Regions from separate parts of the Homo sapiens genome. Here region 1 is linked to region 2. Evidence: chromatin loops called from intact Hi-C (ENCODE). Cell type or tissue: Caco-2. All regions are shown on one strand. Each heading gives the region's core, and the rest is flanking DNA. Links, peaks and the distances in the headings are about the cores only.

Region 1 (9,395 bases), core at 463-8,462, 360 kb after region 2:
GCCTTGAAAATATTTTTTTCCACATACTCACAACTACCAACAGGTAATTTTTTTTTCCATTCTTTCCTTTTCTTTTCTTTTTCTTTTTTTTGTTTTTTACCCAAACTTGAATTGTAGTATCTAGATTGTCTTGCAAATTGTTTTCATCACTTAAAAATATTTTGCTGTAAACATCTTGCTAGACAGTTTTTACAATGTTCTCTTCAGGTTATTCAGACACTGGATAGCAATAAATTTTTAGAGTTCATTTTCAACATGTAATTATAAGTACTTAAGGAAAACAGGACTATATTATTTCAGTTGAACATCTCACCAAGCTCTTCTCACATTCATTTTCTCGATAATCTCTTGAAATGATGGTTTGGTCTTGAAGTTCTTGGTTATCGAAGCTCAAGTCTCACTGTGACATCACTTGGGAAGTCCAGGCTTATCCGGCTTATCCATGAACAGAAATTGCCCTGGGGATTTCAGATCTACCTCATTTGGAAAATTCAGAAAATTATGTAGAAGTCACATCAAGAAACCTTTGATTTGAAAGTGAACTCATTTATTAACTTTTCTATACATTTTTAAAAAGGAAAGTGTGTATGTAGAAGCATCTCCTTTTTTAAAAAAAAGTGCTGGAGGGCTGAAAATATCATTTTCACTTTCATTTAGTCAGGCAAAGAGTTAACCCACAATAAACAAACTACCATGTTACCAAGTAAACATAAGATAGTCAGTTTTACTTAGAAGTTGTTTTCAATATTTTATTTTAATTCAGCTGAAGGGGAAGCTAGATATTTGGCTAGCAACCTTCACCCTAACAATAAAGAAATCAACACATCTGTTCTATATCTGGCCAGGCTCTGCGGCCCCCTCAAAATTTGACACATTATTATGCTTCTCTGGGCTTCCATTATGTCATTTCTAAAACAAATGTGTTGGATGAGATTATCTTACTGCTTTCTAAAATTACAATTCAACCAAATTGTGACTTCAACCAAAACTATAATTATTTACTAAGGATAATTTGGTCTATGTTTCCTTGTATTGAACTAATATACAGTTTTTAAAAATAATTTTTAGGGGAAATGATGAGATATGTCCCCTAATAATTTAGAAATGTGATGTGATGTCCATTACCCTCTCAGAATTAAGCTATGAAGATAATGCAAAAGGGACCAAGACAAAAAGATGAAAAGTTTGACTGAAAATATTAGCACATGTAAAGGAGGGATGTATCAAAAGAAAGTTTTTGCCACCTCCGTCTTCCCCATCTCACCACCAGGGAAAATAGGGAAGGGTTTAAGGAATAAGGGAGGCACAGGAGAGACGGAAGGGTCAAGGTCAATGGGAGGTGAGTGTGGCTGCCATCCTCACCTGGTGCTCTCCACTGCTGGAGACAACAATGATCTTGGTCGTACGGACTGCTCACATGCTCAGCCAGCTAACTGAGAGAGCCATTTGCCATCCCCTGAGAAAGTAAACATTCCTCCAGTCATCCATCAGTTTAGAATAACAGACATGATTATAAAGCCAGCAACAATATTTATGGGAAACAATGTTTCTCCTAAGGACCACAGCTATAAAGTGTCACGCAACCTTCCTTCTTCTTTGAAGGATTACTGCCTTCTTACTCATGAAGAAACAAGTTTATCTAACATCATAGACTATCAAAATGTCACATTTGAAATAGTATCATTAAGGATGAAATATTCCATTCTTGCCCGGAGGATCTCAGTCACCTTGACCCAGTGAAGCAGCCTCCATTTCCAAGCCAGTTATAGAGCTTCAGATAAGGGGTGTCTAGACACAATATTCAACATCAATCTTAACTTAGTAGTTTTTAAGGAAACAGGGCCTGAAGTCCATGTCATGGTCCAGACTTGATATTGATCCTCTACTCAAAGTCTTGTTTTGTTTTGAGCCTATCAAAGCACTGCTTCATTTAATGTTCACCTTAATTCCACCCTTCCTTCAAATTCTATAATAACTCAGCTTTTTCCTTGTTTGGAAATGGTTCTATAAACTTAATTTTTCAGACTTCAGGTCTGTTCCTTTTGGTTCTAGGCTGATGGGCTAGGACATCTTGTAGATCTACCATAGTAGAGAATGCTCTGTGTGATTGTCATGTTTCTCATTATAAGTTAATTCTTTTAACTTTTAAAAAATGTTGATTCTTGCTTATAGTAGGTCTGCCCCCAAGAGATAGACACCCTATTGGGAAACAAGAAAATCATTTAATTTTAAGCCCATCAGGTGTCAAAACACTATATCTTTAAATAAGTAATGAATGAGCACTTGGTAGGCTTTAGAAGACAGCCCCAGAGACCACCTTGTGTGGACAAGTATATATTCCTCTAACTTCTACACCTTCCAGAATGATAGGAACACTAAATACTGATAATATTGTGGCTCACTGAGCTGCAGAAATTTGGCAGAACTTTTGTCTGTGGAAATGATAAAATTGACACGAAAATTTGGAGGGAGAAAAGTGCTTCATGATTTGGAGATCAATTTATAAAAAAAAGTTTTTAAACAGAAAAAGAAATTCACAAAGTATCCTCTCTAGGGTTTCTCTAAACACAGAAATTCCATTGAGTACGTTTTTCCACACTGGCCTTTGTTCGGTGCTTTGTTTCTGTGGAGAGGCTGCAGGAACTGCTGTGGGGCTGAAATGGGTCCTGACTTCAAACTGAACAGCGTATTCAAGATTTTGTTTGAATATGACTCGCTACCAAAAAAGAAAGTTTGGAAATCACTGACGTAGCACTGTTTTTATATCATCTATTACATAAGCAGGACACACTGATTTTAGAATCACAGTAACCATCAATGTTCCCAATTGCCCATGTGGGGAAAAAATGTCATTCTCAAGAACTTTGGCTTTGAATGGGTGGTTGGGAGCCCACTGGGACTAGAGCTTAGTTCCAACCTTTCTGATTTACTTAAATTGTCCTGTAAGAAGATATCATGATGAAATTTAGTTTCTATCCAACAGACGGCAGTGGTAAAACTGTTAGCTTGGAAGGGATGTCGCCCTGAAGGACTGAGTACTGAGGATGGGCATGGTAAGTTTGGAAGCAGGAAATGAGCATAAATGTCATTTGGCTCTTTCTTTTTGCCTAGAACCAAATAGCCACATTGTTTTGTTCAGTACCCAGAGGTTCAATACCACTCTTTTCTTGCTTTTCACTCATCAGCTTAGCCACCCACCTATACTGCCTTCTTTTTATACTGGAAATAGGAGTTTTCTCTTTGAGATCCAGGTTAACCGCTGCCCAGAAGGCCCCAAGACTCTGATGAGCAATGCACCCTCGATGTGACTGCTCTCTCCCGGGCTTTGGGATGCATGTAAGGTTCTCTGGAAGACAGGATGGGAACTGTGCTGGCCCTTGCACATCACTATTTACAACTTTAGGCTTCAGTTCAGTCATGAAAGAAGCATTAAATTTGCAAATGGTAGTAAGCTCTGCCTAATGAAAGATGGCATCAATTAAACAACATTGTGTGTGTTTAACCTATAAAATCTCTTAGAACACAAAAACAAAGATCACAATAAAAACTTCTAACATTAATATCATGCATAAATATTTACTATTTAATATAACAAAGATATTTCCTTAAAAAGCCCTAAGGAATTTTGAAATTAGGCATCACATGCTCATTTTTCTATACATTACAATTTTTTTTTAATAGTAGAATGAATGATGGCTGTGAAGAGGCAACTCAGTTGGGATTCCCAAATCCCCAGATTCCACGCCTGGCTCTGCTGTCAATGAGGGTGTGTTTCTTATTCTTACTGAGTCAGTTTCCCTCCAACTTGAAAAATTTAAGAGTCTATAATTACTGATTCTCATGTCTTAAGTGTGGACTAAGTAGCTTAATCCAACACAGATAGTTGGAACTTCACATTAATGTTACTTTAGAGTAGCGGTTAACAAACTGGACTCATGGGTCATGTTTAGTTCTTTGCCTGTTTTGGTAAATAAAATTTTATTAAAACAACCACACCTAGTCATTTATACATTGTCTAGAGCTGCTTTCCCAGTACATCGGTAAAGTGGAATAGTTGCAACGAGAGCTTGTGTCCCACAAAGCCTAAAATATTTATCCTTTGCAGAAAAAGTTTGCTCACTGCTGCTTTAGAGAAATTAAATGTGATTCTTTAAATGAATCATCAATAACAAAGAACTTATTTCATCTCCCTACTAAAAGATTATAGAATGATCAGAAAAGGAAATCAAGAGAAATAGAAGCATTGAGTCAACCAGATGAGAACCCAGCTACAATCTTTACTGCCAGTTGAATATTGCTTCATACGTTATTATTATCATTATTAATATTATTAGTAGTAGTACTTGAGATGGAGTCTCACTTTATCACCCAGGTTGGAGTGCAGTGGTGTATGATCTTGGCTCACTGCAACTTCCACCTCCTGGGTTCAAGTGATTCTCCTGCCTCAGCCTCCCAAGTAGCTGGGATTACAGGTGCACACCACCACGCCTGGCTAATCTTTGTATTTTTAGTAGAGATGGGGTTTCACCATGTTGGCCAGGCTGGTCTTGAGCTCCTGACCTCAGGTGATCTGCCCACCTTGGCCTTACAAAGTGCTGGGATTGCAGGTGTGAGCCACCGCACTTGGCCATTTCATACATTATTAATTGAAAAAAGGATAAAGAAGTAAAATATTTAATTTTTGTTATTTCTTTTTCTCGAGTTTAATCACATTTCTTTTAGGCTTGAACTAACATTTGTAGGAAGAAAGTCAGTAGTTGCATAGAACGGGGGCATGCATTTGGTTTTCATTTCATTATTAGCTTCCCCTTACCTGTGGCCCTTCCAAGGGTTCTGTCCCTGGTGCTCCTTTTTGCAATCTCTCCAAATAGGAGTTACAATTCTAAGAACACATTAAGCCTTCTCCCAGTCATTGTATAAATTCAAGATGTTCTTCTTTCATTTGACTGAAAACACAATTTAAGCATCAGCTTCTTGGTTACCTGCCTCTGGACAAAACAGTACCTCAAGCCTACTAGAGACTACATATCTGCTGCATGTATCATGGGTTGTGACTTTTTTTCTAAATAGCAGATCTTCCACGGCAGGGCCAATGTCTCTGCAGTTTGCTTACCCTTTCCCCATCTTCACAACATGAATGCTTGAGTTGTGGGTTCAAGACAGGAAAAATGGGACAGGTGGCGCCTTATCAATTCCCCTTTAATAAGAAATCCGAAAGCTTTCTCTGAAGCTTTCAGCAGGTTAAGGTTTCTTCTCATTGGCTAGACCTGTATCTCCCGGCTCCACCTAGTGGCTAGCATGTTTTCCTGGGGACATCCCTGCCCTAACAAAATTGGGGTTTTGTTAGCACCTGAGAAATGAGAGAAGGGATCAAGGGAAGGCAACTAACAGCATAGACCACAAAATCGTAGAACTCATCTTGGATAAAGTGAATCACATAGACAAATGTGGATATAAAAATAATTTTTTGGCCAGGCGAGGTGGCTCACTCCTGTAATCCCAGCATTTTGGGAGGCCAAGGTGGGTTGATCACAAGGTCAAGAGATCGAGATCATCCTGGCCAAAATGGTGAAACCCCGCCTCTACTAAAAACACAAAAATTAGCTGGGCGTGGTGGTGCGGGCCTGTTGTCCCAGCTGCTCATGAGGCTGAGGCAGGAGAATCGCTGGAACCTGGGAGGCAGAGGTTGCAGTGAGCCAAGATCGTGCCACTGCACTTCAGCCTGGCGACAGAGCGAGACTCTGCCTCAAAATAATAATAATAATAATAATAACGATAATTTTTTGCCCAGTCCTTTGGGAGGCCAGGGGTTTGAGAACAGCTTGGGCAACATATCAAGACACCATCTCCACAAAACAATAAAAGTTAGCCGGGCATGGTGGTGTGAGCCTGTAGTTCTAGCTACTTGGGAGGCTGAGGTGGGAGGATCACTCGAGCCCAGGAGTTCAAGTCTGTAGTGAGCTATGATTGTGCTTGTGCACTCCAGCCTGGGCAACAGAGTGAGACCCTGCCTCCAGTAATTTTTTATATTGTGTTTAATGTTATGGGAATTATTCACTAACCCAACAAATATTTGTTAAACACCCAAAATGTTATAGGTCTAAAAACTCTTCTCTGGATCCATTTTGATTCAAAATGATCTAACCTAAACCAAATAATGAAGGTATATTTTAATATTCTTTATAGCATACCACATTGGTCAAAACCAGTCAATTCTTTTCACAGTTATGTTTAATGAAAGAAAACACATAGAAAAACAAAGATGTTGAGTAATGAGGTGGAAACAGAGCCCCACCCCACCCCCCGCCAATTCACTAGATCAATTAATGACTGAAAAGGCTTTTCCTAAAATTTAAAAACAAATTGACTTGAGACTGAGATTAAGGTTGAAAGGAAAGGCCCTTCTCCCTCTCAGTCTTTGGCGGTGAAACAAAGAGATCAGTTGGAATTTCACAGAATTAATGGGATAGCTCTTGTTTTCTGATCAATAATGAATAACCTGGATGAAATAAAACTCTCTTCTTTGCTAAGGTGCTTTTTCTCCCTTTTGATGAACTAATAATCATTTACCTGCAGCAATGCAGATTTATTAGCACAGAAATGTTATTCATGTTCAGAAAGAACAATGCATTAAAAATAGGAACAGAAAGAGGTGGACTAAGCAGATGGTATTCTGGACTTTGAGCCCCAGAGTAAAAATTTAACCCTCTATTGTCACAACCTCCAAGGGACTATCCAACTCCTTTTATTTCACTGGAATTCAATTGTATTGACTGTTTTCAAATAAATGGGTAATTGACTGAGGATCAAAAATCTTTTGTGATATGTTGAAGACTTTTACCACAAAGTTTTTTTTTTTTAACAGAATTCAATCGGCCTGTTAGAGATTGGAATAGTCAAAACAAAGAAAATTCCCAAGGATTCCAGGATTCTGTGTCACACACTGTTGTCTAGATCTCTAGGTTTTGTTACCTTAACTGTTTAAAGTCTTTCCCAGGTACAGTGTGAATGGAGCATAGAGGATTGTTTTCCACAACCCCCTGGTTAATCATACAGCATTCTTATCACTAGGGTTCTGGGAATCAGGTGGAGTCAGGAACCAGAACATTGCTGGGAGGTGGCAAGGCACCTGACGAGCCTTTAAAAACTACCAATGCCTGCCCCTCGACAGCTTGGTGAATGTGGTCAATTTCATCAGCTAAAAGAATAAGAATTTTTAATAAAATCATAAAGGTATTAACTGATTGAAACATAAAGGCCTCCTTTTATGCATACAATTTCCTTCTATAACATACCTGGAAAGTAGTCAGGAAAACATTGAACACCAGCAATCATAGGAATTTAATTATTTCTCAAAACAACTCGTTTAATTTTCTAGCAAATTTAGTAGTTTGGAATATTATTTTTAAATTAATACCTATCTATTTTCCTTTAATTCATGCAGTGTCCAAGTTCTGCCCTTTCAAAACAGGAAAAGTAAATCTTAGCTTCTACATCTCAGCCCTTCAGTTGTTTAATGGCACACATCCACCTTTCTTAAATAAATCCTGGATATTTGCATAATCACTTTTTAGATAGCTGAGTTTCAAATCCCATCACTGTCCTGGATACATTTCTAAAGGAAAAGCTCCTAATGGTCAATATTTAATTTAAAGCAGTGGCTAGGGTTCTGATTTAGTTGTTTTGGGTTAGGGCTCAGAGACATTGGTAGTCATCTAAGCTCCCCAGGTGATTCTAATTTGCAGCCAGGGATGAGACTCCCTGAAGGTTAGTGGCCCAGCTCTGGACTTGGACCCTCTGGTGAGAGGTCCCTTGGAAAGAGCTTCAAATAGGCAAATGAAATTGCTACTTTTCTTGTTCTAGACACAAATTCTGGTAGGCAATCCAAGTCACACATGCAATGTTAGTGACAGTTAGATACACTCTGGCTCACATGGAGCTTAAGGTCAGTCCAAACACTTAGATATTTGTCCCATGAATTTCCATTAAGTTACACCTTCCTGGTTTTGTATATGTGAAGCTGATCTTTGACTCTAAGTCTGGAGTTTTTTGGTTTTTCCTTTTGTTTGGTTTTACTTATTGCCTGTAACTATATTAGTAGTTGTATCAAAGAAAATAATAGCTGAGCGCTAAACATGGCCTATGTGTGGGGCTAAATGCATTGTCATTTAATCCATTATTTTATTGAATCTCCACAGCAATCCTATGGGAATGATAATCTCACGATCCCCCATTTCACAGCTGAGAAAACTGAGACCTAGACAACAGATTAGATTGGGTCCGTCACGCTAGTCTGTAAAAGCCCTTTGAGGATTCTAATTCTGTCACACTGGTGTAAAATTTTTTCTATATGTATAGCCTCCTTCCTACCGCAAATGTCAGCTTTTCATCAGCACCCACAGATGTGATCTCTGTACCATATAAATCCCCTTCAGTTAGCTGTGAAAATGTGGAACAGGAGGGAGTCTCAGTGCTGAGTCTGACCATGAGAGACCTCCAACCAGGATCCTTTAACCTGCATGTTAGAGCTACATCAGTGCAAGCAACTCATACCCATCAACATAGGCATATTTTCCCCACTGTCTGCAAGGATGTCATGGGACTCTAGGTCAATGCCATGCTAAATCTCTATTCACTGCTGTTACTTCTCCAGTAAACCCATCAGTCAAGGCAATGAGCACTGTCCAGATGCACGTGCTCTAATGAACCAGATGCTCCCTCCCAGAAATCATTATGTCTCCCCAGGGTCACCATGTCATTACATCACAGACCATCCTTTTAATACATTTCCCTAGAATTTTATCTAATACCAATATCAGTCTTGCTGATCTATAGTCTGCAGAGTCCAAATCAATATGTTATGTGCTACTTTTTTTCTTTTTTGAGTATCTCCCTTGCTCTATGTGCTACTAAAAGATCATTTTTGGCAGTTAAGAAACCACTTCTCTCTGTTTTCACTCTAATGTGCCTGAGCCACAGAGAACTGACTACATTTGATAGGCTCCATTTGATTAGTGTTATATTTTCCAAAAATTCCCAACAAATCTTGGATTTCCATTGACTTACCTTTCTCTCTCTGAACAGCCTTCTCTACAGAAAATACTGAACTGGGGATGATCTGCTTTCTGTCTGATATCTGTCAACATTACCTCACTTGCTCCAGGCAGTAGGCAAATTGCTTCCTTGTTCTTCTTGCTCAAATAAAACTTAAAACCCCCATTGTAATTTCCCTTCACATTTTCCTAATATTGAGTTTTGTATCCTTTTCAAGTCTTAGCTTATTCTGGGTGGTAGCCTTCCTGACACCTTAAGCTCATAATTGCATGCTAAGTAAACATTTGAACCAAAACTATGAATACAAAGCTAAATAATGAGTCAGATAGAAATTCCAACAT
Region 2 (9,395 bases), core at 848-8,847:
TTTTATATACATACATACATATATATTTAAAAATCTATAATTTTTTCATATATATTTATATAGACATTTATATTTTTATTTAATATATTTACTATATAATACATATTTTTATTCATATATTTATATATCATTATATGATATATGTCATATATAAGTATATATTATATGAGATATATAAAATATTATAATATAAATATTATCTGTAAATGTATAAACTATAGATTTGGAGGAATAGCCACACAACTGAAAAAAATGGTTAAATCTATGAAAAAGAATAAGATTAAGAAAGTCAGGAAGAAGGCATTTTATATAGTTTAAATTGTTTGCATTTATGTGTTGACATTTAAAAGTAATTCATATTCTTCACAATGATGCATATTTATATATTACTTGTGAACTTAAAATGATGAGAACTGCCAAGAGATTCTCTTCCTTCATTTGAGAGACTGGAGAGGAGGGATCATTTATGCTGCTCTCTTGGTAACTCTCATCAGTCCTGGTTCCACTGTGGTCAGGTCACCCTGACAGGGCGCTTTAATGTTGGCCCACCTGGCAATGTAACACTAGTTCTCTTGTGCTCCAGCCTCACATGACACTGTCCCCAGGATCTTGAACAGAGTGGCAGAAGTCAGCTTGCTCTTGCTACATACTTCTCAGTAAAGACTAACTTCTGTGGTTAAAAGTACATCCAGCATACGTTCCAGTTTATCTTGGAAACTCTCTCGGAGTCTGTTGATGTGGGTCTTGAAACATCAGGAATGCCAACAGAATTGGCTCCTGCTAGTGAAAGGTGCTGAGTCTCAGCCCTTCTCCTTTTGCCATCTCTTTGGGTTACCAGTGGCATGAGACTAGAGATGTATGACTGCGATAATTTGGATAAGGCTCTAACCCAAATTGTCTTAAAGTCTCCTGCTGATGGCCGGGCGCGGTGGCTCATGCCTGTAATCCTAGCACTTTGGGAGGCTCAAGCGGGTGGATCACGAGGTCAGGAGAACGAGACCATCCTGGCTAACACGGTGAAAACCCGTCTCTACTAAAAATACAAAAAATTAGCCGGGCGTGGTGGCGGGCACCCATAGTCCCAGCTATTCGGTAGGCTGAGGCAGGAGAATGGCGTGAACCCGGGAGGCGGAGCTTGCAGTGAGCCGAGATCCTGCCACTGCACTCCAGCCTGGGCGACAGAGCAAGACTCCATCTCAAAAAAAAAAAAAAAAAAAAAAAAAATTCTCCTGCCGATACACTCTCAGGAATCTGCCTGCTAAGTGGCTGGTTTGAAGCTGTGATAGTTATTGGCAGAGTTTTGATACTATAAAGGTACCCTGAACCATTCTGGGGACTATAGCTCAGTCAAAATTTTCACACAGTTACTCTTATAAAAATCATATTCATCCTTCAATAATGATGGTTTGTCATTTTTAATGAAAACAGTATCAGGTCTCCTGATAGTTTTACAGCCAATTCTTTTTTATGGGCCATGTCTAAGTGTATTATTGTTAAATGAATCCATGCTGTATAAAGTCAAAACAATGTAATAACTACCTTCTCTAATGATTTCATTTTCCTATAAAAGGCATCCTTTATTGATAAATAATTCATATTAATACCTTATATTCCTTAGGCAGGTTTTCAAATTATTATTTAAGCATTTAGACACTGGTCAGTCTGGAACCATATAGTACAAATAACAACATTCCAAACTTAGAGTGGAGGTGGGACAATAAATTCCAGGTTATAATGTAGCTGATGGCTCAGTCCATCAGCATCCAATTTTATCTTTCCTGATAGTAGCCTACTCTGTACTTAGCAAAAGAATCTCTCATTGCCTGTGTGGCAACTGAGCCATGAGAAGGTTTGCAAATCTGCAGCACATCGCTTGCCACCTCACCAGCTGGCGTCCATGGGGTCATTGCTAGTTGATCTTAGTGCTCTTTCTAACTGAGCTATATATGCCGTCAGAATCCTTCCCAAAAGATACTGTAAGGCAGCCACTAACCATTGGTGTCAGAACATGATGCTCATTTTGTAACAGGTTTATCTTATTATGGATAATACCTCATTGTCCTATTACGTTATGGGCTGAATTGTGTCTCTCACACAAAAATTCAAGTGTCAAAGTCCTAATCCCTAGTACTTTGGAATGTAACTGGATTTGGAAATAGGGCATTTAAGGAGTAATTAAATTAGAGTATGGGCCCTAATCCCATATGATTGGTGCCCTTATAAGAAGAAATCTGGATACAGGCATATAAAGGTGGAATGCTTTATGAAGACACAGGGAGAAGACAGATGTCTATCAGCCAAGGAGGGAGGCGTAGAGCAGATCTTTCCTCCATAGCCCTCAGACACCTTGATCTCAGGTTTCCAGCCTCCAGGCTATGAGAAAATAAATTCCTGTTTTTTAAGCCACCCAATCCATGGCACTTTGTTACTACAGCCAAGCAAACTAATGTAAGTCTCATAAACTGGACAAAAGTAGAGGTAAAACTGAAAGTGATTCAGAAACTTCTTGATTTCTATGATAAAAGAAAGAAATCCTTTGCAATTTGTTTATAGGCACACTCTTAAGTTAATATTATTCCTTAGTATTGAACTGTAAGCTATTGGTGATACCCTACTGTTATCTGGCTTGTTGTAAGTTCCACTACCATTGAGTAAAGCTGCTGTAAAAAGGAACATAGTTTCATGCACATTATGGAATACTAGAACAGATCTGGAAGGCAGAAATTGAATTTGTATAGTGAGTCTAAAAATATGAAATGGCTGTGTGGTAGGCAGAATAATGACCTCCAAAGATGCCCATCCTAAACCTCAGAATCTGTGATTATATTACATTACATGGCAAAGAGGAATGAAGGTTGGAGTTGGAATTAAGGTTGCTAATCAGCTGAACTTAAAATAGGGAGATTAACCCAGATTATTGTGGGTGGTTCCAGTGTAATTACAGGGTCCTTTAAAAGTGGAGGAGGTAGGCAGATGAGGAAGTCGAAGTGCTGAACTATGAAAAAGCTCAACTCACTATTGCTGGCTTTAAAGATGGAGGAAGGGTCCATCAGCCACGGAATACAGGTGGCCTCTGGAAGATGGAAAAGGCAACGAAACGGATTTTTTTTCCAGACCCTCTTAATAGGCATGCAGTCCTGCCCAGACCTTGATTTCAGCCCAGTGGAGACCTGTGTCAGCCATCTGACCTAAGATAAAGTTATGCTGTTTTAAGCCACTAAGTTTGAAATAATTTGTTATGGCAACACTAGAAACTAATAAAAGCTCCCATAATTGATTTAATCTTATATTTGCAATGCTAATGCTAATTTCAGAGAAATTGGGCAGAATCTGATTTGCTCGTGGAATAGTTGCAGCTGTTGTTTTGTTTTAAAAGTAGGTGTGTCCTGGATGATCCTTATTTTATTCTCACCTTTACCCTTCAAACTTTCCCCTTTGTCCTGTATTTCTCATTCTTTCACACCAAAACACCAGCAGAAACCCTTGGTTTCCTTATTTTTTTATTTTTTATTTTTTTTTGAGACGGAGTCTCGCTCTGTCGCCCAGGCTGCAAGCTCCGCCTCCCGGGTTCACGCCATTCTCCTGCCTCAGCCTCCCGAGGAGCCGGGACTACAGGCGCCCGCCACCACGCCTGGCTAATTTTTTTTTGTATTTTTAGTGGAGACGGAGTTTCACCGTGTTAGCCAGGATGGTCTCGATCTGCTGACCTCGTGATCCTCCCGCCTCGGCATCCCAAAGTGCTGGGATTACAGGCGTGAGCCACCGCGTTGGCCCTGGTTTCCTTATTTGTTTTGACGATGTTACCTTTGTCTAGTCACCTAGACTCAACTCTGAAGGCAACTTCGACTCCTCACTCTGAGAGGGAGTGAGAGAAATGGAGAAAGACACACAGACTGTGAAAACAAATAGGACCGGACTGAGGGGGTCCCGGTCCTGTTTGTTTTCACAGCCTGTGTGTCTTTCTCCATTTCTCTCACTCCTTCCTTTTCCCTGCCATCACCACAACTCTGCTTTCGACCCTTGATTCCTTTCGCTTGTCCAGATTTCTTAACTGATCATATGGCCTTCAGTGTCTACACATGCCAATTCCTTTCTCCCCATTTTGCCAGAAAAATCTTAATATACAGAACTAATGATCTCCTTCCACTCAAGGCTGTTTATCAAGGCTTTCTAAAGTGAGGCTCTAATCTCTCTCTCCAGCATCCACATACACATGCCTTAGGCTTTAGACTGGTGGATCTCAACTGTGGTACACAAGAGGTTCATGTGAGTAGCTTTTGAAAAACACTGATTCCCTGGCCCAGTGAATCAGATCTCTGGATGTGGGGCCCAGGAAATTGATACTTAAAAAAAATTTCCTATTTAATAATAATGTCTGACCAGGACTGAGACCCATTGCTCTAGCCAGGTGGTCACATACTGTAGTGTGCATCAGAATCCCCTGGAGGGGTATAGACATGCAGGCTGTAGGACCCCAGCACCTGGGCTTCCAATTCATGAGAACTCAGGTGAGACATGATACTTTTCCTTTCTTTTTTTATTTAATTGTGACATAATTCACATACCATAATGGTAACCCTCTCAAAAGGTACAATTTAGTAGTTTGTAGTATATTTACAAGGTTCTGCAACTATTACCACTATCTAATGCTAGAATATTTTCATCACCCTAAAAGACACCCATAGTAGCCACTTCCCATATCTCCCTGTCCCCAGCCCCCAGAAGCCACTAATCTACTGTTTCTCTCTATATATTAACCTATTCTGACATTTCATATAAAATGAATTACATAATATGTGGTCCTTTGTGTCTGGCTTCTTTCACTTACTACTATGTTTTCAAATTTCATTCATATTGTAACATGTATCATTATTTCATTCCTTTGTATAGTTGGATCATATTTCACTGTATGGATATATCACATTTTATTTATCCATTCATCAGTTGATGGACAGTTGGGTTGCTACTACTTTCTGACTATTATGAATAATGCTATTATAAAGATTCATGCACAAGTTTTTACATGGGCATAGGTTTTCATCTCTCTTGAAATACATGCCTAAGGGTGCAGTTACTGGGTCAGATGTTGAAACCTGAGAATTTGCATTTCTAACAAGTTCTCAGGTGATGCTGAAGTAGATGCTCTGGGAATCACACTCTGAAAACCACTACTACCCCCAAACTGGACTACTGACCCTGCCCTCAAATACCATGCATTTTTTACATCTGTGCTTTGTTGGTCAGTTGGCTTGAAGTGCTTTCCTTCTCATCTCCACCTTGTGACATCCTATTCATTTTTTAGGCCCATCCCCAAGGCTACCTTCACCATGAAGTCTATGCAACCATTATCTGTGTGTGTATTGTTCATGTTCCCTTGACTGAATTGTAAGCTCCTATGTGCACTGTTGTGTTTGAATCACTTTTATGTGAGAGCCCTGGCCAGGCACGGTGGCTCATGCCTGTAATCCCAGCACTTTGGGAAGCCAAGGCAGGTGGATCACGAGGTCAAGAGATGGAGACAATCCTGGCCAACATGTTGAAACCCTGTCTCCACTAAAACTCCAAAAATTAGCTGGGTGTGGTGGCATGTGCCTGTAGTCCCAGCTACTTGGGAGGCTGAGGCAGGAGAATTGCTTGAATCTGGGAGGCAGAGGTTGCAGTGAGTTGAGATTGTGCCACCGCACTCCAGTCTGGCAACAGAGCGAGACTGCATCTCAAAAGAAAGAAAGCCCTGAAGCCTAGCAGAATGTTTGTTGTTGGCACTCATTAATCATATATGTTCAGTTGAACGGAATTCCAGGTCTGTTGACTTTGTAGTCTAACGAGATGACCCTAAAACATGTGACTTTACATTTTTCCATTTTTTAAAAATCGGGTAAATCCCAACAATTTTGTACCTCGATTTTTTTTTTTTTTTACAAGTTCCGCCCTAGCTTGTCTCATGATCAGGAACCAGAAGGTCAAATGACAAAGATCCCTTAAGTTTCTATTATTAAAGGTATTTTTATGACTATTTCTTGGACATCAAAGTTACTGTAATCCTACAGCCTAGGTCTCTGTGGAATGTTGGTTTATGACTGGGAAAGCAAAATTTGCCTTTCAATGGATTACTTCAAACACACCTGCCATTTCAAAGTAGTGTGCAAAATGATAGTGCATACCCACTTATGTGTTTACCTTCCCAGTTCCCCAGGCATCCATGCTGTGAGCTGAATCTTTAAAGTGGCTAGGAATTCCCCTCAGTTAGATCAAAATTCCCCTCAGTTAGAGCCCCCTTGTTGGTGGAAATAGTTCCACTATCCTCTCTTGATGGTACTGGAAAGTCTCCATTGTCACATTTGACCTTCTGGAAAGTCAGGAACCACTCACATTTCCTGTTGCCTAATTTCCTCCTAAGGCACATAGCACTGAAGAAAGGCAGTGTGCTAATTTCACCCTCAACCATCATTGAAGACCTCTTCCAAGTCTTTCACTCCTTTTCTCTGCCTCCAGGAGTCACACTTTCTGCCTGCACAAGGATTCTTGTGAACCTGCTCACTCTAGCCAGCTTCTATCACATCTACCTGTAACAGTCTTTTTCCAATAGTATTTTGTTTATATTTATTAATGAGCTAGGAAAGATAGAATTTCATGCTTGATATGACTGTAGTATATCCTTAAAAGAGAGAAAATGAGGGAACATGTTGCTTTTTAAAAAATTAAGCTAAAAAAAGCTAGGCTGATTAAAATTCTAGAAGCCAACACTTAGAAATGGAGTAGAAAATGGTTTGATAATGACATATCCAAACATAAATAAGGCAGTTTAAAAATCAACCAGTGGGAGTGGGGGAGAAAAAATGGCTGACCTAAGTCACACTGGGAAATGGTGCTTTGACGGGAAACTACAAGACTAAGGACAAAAGGAATTGTACATAAATGTTGTATTCTAGTTGGCAAGGTTGTTTCTCATGAGGGTGTGAGTTAATTCTGAAACTTCTGTACATGTGTACTGCAATTGAACAAACAAAAAATGGATGGCAGATTATGGGAGCCAGGGCTTTTCACTGTTGGAGAGAAAGGTTACAGCTGAGTGAGGAGAAAGGCCACCATGAACCATGTTGGATTAGATCTGGAGACATCAGAATGAACTGATATCTAGCTTAACATAGACACAGATGAATAGATATAGAACTAATTACAGATATGCATATATATGTGGGTTAGTGTGCATGTATTTTCTAGCTCTGTCTGCTGAGAGGGCCTATCCACGACACCCCAGCAACAGCAAGCACACCTAGCATCCAAATTCTGGTTTCTAATGCCGTTCTCCAATATAAGCAACTAGAGTTCTTGGGAGAAATGATGGATCCCAGGGCCAATGGAAAGAATATACAAGATAAGCCTGGAACATCTTGTCATGCCAGAGTGTAAGGCTGTGCTCAAAAAACAAAACAGTGGGGCTACGTCAAACAATGGGGATGTGCCAAAGAGACACAGGAGCCAACCAAAATAGCTCCCAATAGCCAAAGCCGAACAATTTTACCAACAAAATAAATAACAAAATACTGGATTATAAAGTATAAAATCCATGACCATACTGATAAAATACATGAATTAAGAAATAAATGCAGAAGACACAAATGAAAAAAATCAGTCAACTGCAAGTTTCATTCCCATTCGCATATCACCTTGCAATTCCTCTCTTGGCCTCACTCAGTGTCACTCACCTTCCGACTTGTGCTCTCACCCAGTGCTGCCTCCAATACCTTGATCATGTCCCCAGTCTCCTACAACTCTCGAGTTTATCACATGATGATTATCCTACCTCCTTGCCATAGAGAAAACTTGCTCCTTCTTTCCAGGATATGATGCTTCTTTGTGGTCCTCTCTGGTGTGGACTGTGTACTCACCATTACTCCTCTTACCATTAGGCAAGTCAGAATTTTTCTTGTTTTCCATTCCTGCTTCATGCAAAACCAGTTTCCCTTTGTCATTTTCATGTACCAAATATATGAGTTCCCAGCACAGTTACTGACAATATATTTCTTCATTTATCATATTTCTTTCTAGCTTGTCTCACCATCATTATCTCACCAAATCTACTCAGAGGTAAAGAGGACAAGCTCTCACCAAATCTACCCAGAGGAAAAGAAGTCGTTATATGAAAAAGATACTTGCACACACATGTTTACAGCAGCACAATTCGCAATTGCAAAAATATGGAACCAGCCCAAACACCATCAATCAACAAGTGGATAAAGAAATTGTGGTACATATATACCATGGAATACTGCTCAGCCATAAAAAGGAATAAATTAATGGCATTTGCACCAACCTGGATGGTATTGGAGACTATGATTCTAAGTGAAGTAACTCAGGAATGGAAAACCAAACATCATATGTTCTCACTCATAAATGGGAGCTAAGTTATGAGGATGCAAAAGGCGGTAAGGATGATAAATGGACTTTGGGGACTTGAGGGGAAAAGGGTGGTAAGGGGATGAGGGATAAAAGACTACAAATTGGGTTCAGTGTACATTGCTCAGGTGATGGGTGCACCAAAATCTTACACATCACCACTAAAGAACTTATTCATGTAACCAAATACCACTTGTTCCCCAATAGCCTATGGAAATTAAAAAAAAAAAAAAACTACTAGAAAAAGTCTATACCTCATATTTTAAAGACTAGAGTAAGGTGTAAATAAATAAATAAATGTATAAGTATTCATCTCATTTTATATACTAGTTCAATTATTTGTGCTTTTAAAGTCTAACTACATTAACCTTTACTTCATTTTGGTAATGCTGAACCTGATGATTTTTCAGAATTGATCCCTATGTAAAATCTGTAACTACAATTTCCTATTCTTTGACCATAACTTTATCAGTCTCATATTATTTCAGTTTTTTGACTCTCTGAATCCCAAATTCCCAAATACTTGCCTCTTCGACATCATTTCAAACTCCACTTCTATGACCCTTTCATTTTATTTTGACCTATTGTCTACAGGCTTTATGCTCCCCTTTCCAGCCTGGATCCCATAGCCTCTCTCTTGATTATACTTTTGCCCAAATTCTCAACTTTTTTGCCCCTTTGTCCTTCCATGACACACTGTAGAATATCAGCCCCGAATCAGTCCAGTCCCCTTCCTCCCTTGTTCCTCTGCCCCAGTTCCATCACACAGTTGGAGAAAATCACTCAGTCCTTAGACTGGTGTCTCTGCAAATTTTTGGTGTTTATTTCCTTCTCAAACACCAAGAAATCATTCTCTGCTGCTCCATTTGCCATTTCCTTCCATTCCCCTTGTTGGCACTTACTAGTTGGGCGACATGAATAAATATCTTAAGTTCCATTTTCCTCATATGTAAAATCTCACTAAGAATACTTCAGAAGGCTGTGTCAGGGGCTCAATA

The links. Peaks named below come from ENCODE experiments on the same cell type or tissue, not always from the same donor. Only the 100,000 strongest peaks of a DNase experiment are listed, where the experiment ranks them.
Region 1: a loop joins it to region 2, with 14 times the contacts of the local background. A loop is called at or near these places in 5 of 110 quality-filtered maps.

The regions. Positions count from the first base shown.
Region 1 is chr6:137,657,707-137,667,101 of GRCh38, reverse strand. LINC03004 (long intergenic non-protein coding RNA 3004) reads right to left here and starts at 1,456. Exons shown (of 4, transcript NR_125867.1): 1 at 1,363-1,456. In Caco-2, for the core only: CTCF peaks have their summits at 5,102 and 5,318 (motif pointing left); DNase peaks (open chromatin) are centred at 5,301, 6,351 and 7,091.
Region 2 is chr6:138,014,327-138,023,721 of GRCh38, reverse strand. It overlaps LOC105378021 (a long non-coding RNA gene), which reads left to right. Exons shown (of 3, transcript XR_943062.2): 3 at 8,050-8,176. Among named protein-coding and RNA genes, the nearest start is that of SIMALR, 73 kb to the right of the region's middle. In Caco-2, for the core only: no CTCF peak of the experiment used is centred there; DNase peaks (open chromatin) are centred at 5,231, 5,681 and 6,181.